2 separate regions of the Homo sapiens genome follow, and region 2 is linked to region 1. The links are chromatin contacts, found by Hi-C or POLR2A ChIA-PET in ENCODE. All regions are on one chromosome and are shown on one strand. The core of a region is the stretch at or near the end of the contact, and the rest is flanking DNA. Distances in the headings are between cores, read along the strand shown.

Region 1 (2,697 bases), core at 103-2,602:
AGGAAAAAGCCCCAGGCACAGGCCAGCCTGTCAATAGGCAGCAGCCACCGATTGCAGGCAGGTACTCCACGATGCGCTTAACAGCCCGACCTCGACGAATCCACAGGCCAAGCCTCTGAAGTAGATTCTACCATCTGCATTTTCCGGATGAGGAAACTGAGACACAGGACAATTCAGTAACTCACCCAGGGTCACACAGCTTGTAAGTGGCAGAACCAGGGTCCCTCTTGCCCCATGTGCTCCTTTCCCCTCCTGCCCCTGGGCTGACTTGCCAGGTGGTAGAAGAGGGGGAGAGAGGGGAAAGAGAAAGAGAAGGAGGGAGAGGGAGAAAGGGAGGGTAGAATGTAGAGAGGAAGGCAAGGCTGGCAGGAATGCCCCCTGGGGGTACTGGAGGAAAAAGTGACAGACAAGATAGACTTTTAAACGTTCATGCCAGCATCCATCCAGGTGCTGCTCTGGGCAAGCCACACAGTCGTCACACCCAGTACAGTCTTCACCTCATTGCATTCTCCACACGCATGAGTTTTCACCCACATTGCATCCCTACAGATGTACAGAATGCGACAGGAGCCACAGACAGGGAGCTTCGAGGCTGGGGTAGAAGTTCAGTCTCTGGAGCCCACGCCCCGGGCCCAGAGCTGCCCTGTGTTCCTCTGGCTCGGGCAGCCCCTTTGGACGGCTGGACACTCACCCACAAGCTCTAGCTTGGGCTGGGAGGTCTGGACCGGGTAGCACAGGTGGAGCTCTGAAACGACACCAGGAGGAAGGCTGGGGGTGGCGGCCTCAGAGAGCAGGAGCAGGCAGGGAAAGAACCCAGGCCAGGCTGGCAGAGAGCAACCTGTCCTCCCCAAGGCCCCAAGGACACAGCCACTTACTCTGCCGAATTCGCTTCCTGCAGGCCCTCCGGTGGCACAGGAGGAAGGCGCTGGAGCCGACCACCACAACCAACACCAGGATCACCCAGAAGAGCACTGGCCCTGGAACACAGAGACGCCCCACACTCTTTGCCTTGCTGCAACCACACAAGACAGCCCCAGCCCCAGACGACTTCCTCCTTCTCCTGGGACACAGCTTCCATCATGGCTAACAACAACAGGTCCTTTCCAAGCCAAGGCTCTTATCTCATCCAGCCCTCCCTCGCCTGGCTCCAGGAAGCTGATCAACTATTGAAGGCTGAGAGAAGGGCAAACTGTGTCTAGAGAGTGAGAAATTGAGGCGTCTAGGAGCCAGAACAAAGGAATTGAGGTCCAATAGACCAAAATTTGGGGACTGTGGACGAGGGCCCGGTGTGACCGGCATCTGGCAGCACTGCTGGTGTGGCCGGAGTCAGGGTGGGGAGGGCCAAGCAGTGAGGGGAAGGAAGAGGTTGAACCCAGTCCCCTCCCGGCCAACCCTCTAGACCTGCTTGATGAGGGCAGGCATGGAGTCCCCACTGCACATAAACACACCCCACAAGCGTTCCCTGAATGAATGATCCCCAACCCTATGCCCTAGGCACCGTCACTACCTTCAGTTTAAAAATGAGGGGAGCTGAGGCTCACGAAAGTTCGTTAAGTTGCCCAAGGTCACCCTGAGAGTAAGTGGCAGAGCCCCAGCCCAGGCCAGGCCAGGCCGGGGGGACTGCAGGGCCACGCTCTTAACCCCTATCTAGATCTACTTCTTCACACCTCGGTACTAAACTCGCTTCGTTTTTCCCTTTTGTCACTTACAGAGATCATAGAGCTAGTGATTGCACTTTATTGAAGTCCATGTTTAGATGTTTAAAAAGTAGTATATGCCAGTTAAGTGCTTCTCAAACGTTAATGTGCACATGAGTGCCCTGGAGATCTTGTTAAAGTGCAGTTTCTGATTCTCTAGGTCTGGGATGGGGCCCATAATTTGCTTTCCTAACAAGTTCCCAGCCGGTGCCAATGCTGCCAGACGGGACCGCACTTTCAGAAACTCTGGCCGGAGCACTACTGCCACCTCGTGTCAGCCACTAGAACTGCAAGTCCTAAAATGAGTAACCTGGCATCTTTCCCTAAGAGCTAACTCTTGGGGGTTTTGTTTGTTTTGTTTTGTTTTGTTTTGTTTTGTTTTGTTTTGTTTTGTTTTGTTTGAGACTGATTCTCATTCTGCTGCTCAGGCTGGAGTGCAGCGGTGCAATCTCGGCTCACTGCAACCTTGCAACCTCCGCCTCCCGGGTTCAAGCGATTCTCCTGCCTCAGCCTCCTGAGTAGCTGGGATTACAGGCGCGCGCCACCACGCCTGGCTAATTTTTGTATTTTTAGTAGAGATGTGGTTTCATCGTGTTGGCCAGGCTGGTCTCAAACTCCTGACCTCGTGATCCACCCACCTTGGCCTCCCAAAGTGCTGGGATTACAGGCGTGAGCCACCGCGTCCAGCCTAAGAGCTAACTCTGACAGAGGCCGTCTACAATGCTACACTGCTTATAACCCTGCACGGTCTCTGCCATTACCATTGTATAGATGAGACAACTGAGGCTCAAAGGCTCGAACAACTAGTCAAAGTCATGAAATCAATCAACAAAGACCTATTTTCTGAGTAGCAATTATAAGCCACGAGGATGAAGCTGTGAAAAAAATTCCTGCCTACAAGAATTAAAGAATAGTCACTAGCAGCCAGGCGCAGTGGTTCACACCTATAATCCTAGCACTTTGGGAGGCTGAAGCAGGTGGATCACCTGAGGTCAGGAGT
Region 2 (2,697 bases), core at 134-2,633, 310 kb before region 1:
ACAGCCTTACATGGTTAATCCCTGCAAATATATCGCAGAGAGGTTCGAGAATGAAGCCTACTAGATAGAGTGCTGCTTTTGCACTGGTATTAAGAGGACGGGCTCTGAATCAGAGAATCTCGGTTCTTAGCCTGGCTCTCCTTGTAACCTTGGGCAAATTAGTTAATTTCTCTGAACGTCAGTATCCTCATTTACAAACTAGCATTCCACAGGGTCGTTATGAGGATTAAACAAATCAATTTGTATGAAGACTCAGAACAGTACCTGGCACATAGTGAAGCAGTCAATAAATATGAGTATCTTTTTGTTGTTGTTGTTCAGACAGGGTCCTGCTCTGTCACCCAGGCTGGAATGTGATGGTGCAAACACAGCTCACTGCAGCCTCAACTTCCTAGGCTCGGATGATCCTCCCACCTCAGCCTCCCATGTAGGTGTGACTACAGGCGGGTGCCACCACGCCCAGCTAATTTTTGTATTTTTTAGACTTTTTTTTTTTTTGGTCATGTTGCCCAGGCTGGTCTCGAACTCCTGAGTTCAAGCAATCTGCTCACCTCAGTCTCCCAAAATATTAGTACCATTTTTAAAGCTATCCATTCAGTTACTAAATTCAAAACTTATTTCAACTGGGCAATCAGTATCAGTGTCTATCCCATGTTTTCTGTATAGCAATGCTGAGAAATAAAGATAAATGTAATTAACATTTTAAACACTTACGGTAAGGATACACTAACATATTCCGCAGGGCTAAGTTAACTACTCCATTGTAACTATTTATTTCATAAACTGCATGGCAAGCCTGACAAGCCTACTGGTCAACTTTGACAAAAGATTATGTGAGACAAATGCCAAGGAAATACAAAATTAACATTGTTGTTACTCCTTATCAGACCACAGACAAAAACAAACCCACCAACAGTCCAGAATGAAGGAAACAGGTTGTTGGCTTTTGATTGGAATTTCCTAGGATTGTTACCATGTAGTACAAGATTAATCTAAATGTTTCTTTGTGCACAGACAAGCTTATGTGGAATGTATCAGAATAATATAATAAAGGCTTAGGTTTATGTGTGAACAAAACTGCTTTCAAAAATGTATCATTATCAGGCTGATTAAGAAAATACCACAGATTTAAACATACCTGAGGCCTATAAATAAGTTAGTTTGCTGCTTACTGGGGGTGGGGGGAATACACAGGCTAAATAAACAAACGAAAGTACAGGAAAATCAAACACTTTCAAATGAGCTTTCTTCCTTAAGTAGGTGTAACTAAAACCCAGTTGTATGCTAGGACTACTGAGTATTTTCAAGATAGTGCATGCTGTGGCATTTTAAACCACAGAGCCAAGCTGCTACCACCGCCACCTCAACCACCAAACTTTAAGAGCACACGCTGTGCACTGACTCATTTCATCCTCCCAGCAGCACCCTTCACAGCTGGCAAGTGGATTTTCCAAGCAAAAGGGAGAAACCTAGAACACACCACAAATAGGTACCTATTTTTGCCTTGATGTGTCAAAGTCAGAGAAAAGGGCAAAATTCAAGCAGCTGACCAACGGCATTTCAACAACAGGATGTTCCCAGGGAGACTGCGGCAAAAGATGTCTTTCACAGTATATGTAATTCCACAAAAATAGCAGTTAAAACCAATACGGCATCAGGCACAATGAATGACAATTTCAGGTTAGAAATAACCAAATGCTCAGCCTCTAATTTGTTTTCTTCTGTTTTGAGGGATAAAACAGAGGAATAAAGAATGTGCTGGAAATTTGGGGAATGCACTTCAAACTTCTTTCCTCCTCCTCCTCCTCCACACACACACACACACACACTCTCTCTCTCTCTCTCTCACTCTCTCTCTCTCCCCACCCCCTACCTCCTCCTCTTTGTAAAAGGCCTTTAATTAGCTCACATCCTATCCTGGCCAGGGCTGCCTAATACATTCTGACACCAGCCTGTTGGCCAGGCAGTGGGGTCTAAGTGCAGGCCTGATTAGCGGGATCCCAGTGGATCCCCTGCCGCTCTTATCTCCACAGATGCCTGATGAGTTTGGTATCTTCCTCCCAGCCCTCCCGGGAAGCTGCCCCAGCAGGTGCCCATTGGCAATAGTTTTGTGTTACAGGCCTGAATGAATGATCCCCGCAGGAGCTGCCGACTGTTTTCACAGACACAGAAGGCAGTCAAAAGTCCACTGCGTGAACTTGGAATGACCCCAGCTGCAGAGTCACTGGCGGGTTCATCGGGAGGGCAGGCACGCTTTATTAAACAACTAATACTCTTCACAGATAACTTTCCGAAAAAGCAAAAGTGTTAACTCTTTGCAATCTTGCTCTGACAAAACACTTCAGCTGTGGCGGGGCTCCCTGTGTGACTGAGGGTCTGAACCCAAGTGAGGGCTCTGAGATGGAGGAATGGCGCCAGCAGGGACCATGATTTCATCTGGCCTGAAGAAGGGTTGGGACTCAGTCACCATTTGGTCTACTGTTTTGTTGTTGTTTTTTTGTTTTTTTGTTTTTTTTTTTTCCCCAAGCGTTCCAGATTAAAGCGAAAAGGCAAAAAGCAAAGGTTTCGAGCACCTACTCCAGGGAGGACAGTGTGGCTGGGAGTCAGCCTGACAGTTACAGCCCCCAGCCAGGCCGGCTCTCAGCACCTCCAGAACAAGAGGGTGGCCCCTGGCTCATTCTGCCACATGCCTGTGCA

Evidence for each region. A loop is a pair of places that touch in the nucleus more often than their neighbours do. ChIA-PET counts read pairs that join two places held with the same protein, here RNA polymerase II (POLR2A). Pooled maps may share reads with other maps.
Region 2: a pooled map shows a loop between it and region 1 (2.4-fold over the local background). The contact joins two enhancer-like sites. A Hi-C loop is called at or near these places in 2 of 50 pooled maps. POLR2A ChIA-PET finds 5 or more read pairs at or near these places in 2 of 52 experiments (T-cell and activated B cell).

The regions. Positions count from the first base shown.
Region 1 is chr1:12,124,231-12,126,927 of GRCh38, reverse strand. TNFRSF8 (TNF receptor superfamily member 8) reads right to left here. Exons shown (of 15, transcript NM_001243.5): 11 at 876-977; 12 at 692-745. Among named protein-coding and RNA genes, the nearest start is that of MIR7846, 41 kb to the left of the region's middle. Within about 2 kb of position 1,352, at least 10 of the 41 ENCODE cell types and tissues checked have a DNase peak (open chromatin) inside an H3K27ac peak, as active enhancers do.
Region 2 is chr1:12,433,082-12,435,778 of GRCh38, reverse strand. The region is part of intron 65 of VPS13D (vacuolar protein sorting 13 homolog D); the gene reads right to left. Among named protein-coding and RNA genes, the nearest start is that of SNORA59A, 73 kb to the left of the region's middle. RefSeq lists a cis regulatory region at 2,215-2,225 and an enhancer at 2,148-2,292. Within about 2 kb of position 1,383, at least 27 of the 41 ENCODE cell types and tissues checked have a DNase peak (open chromatin) inside an H3K27ac peak, as active enhancers do.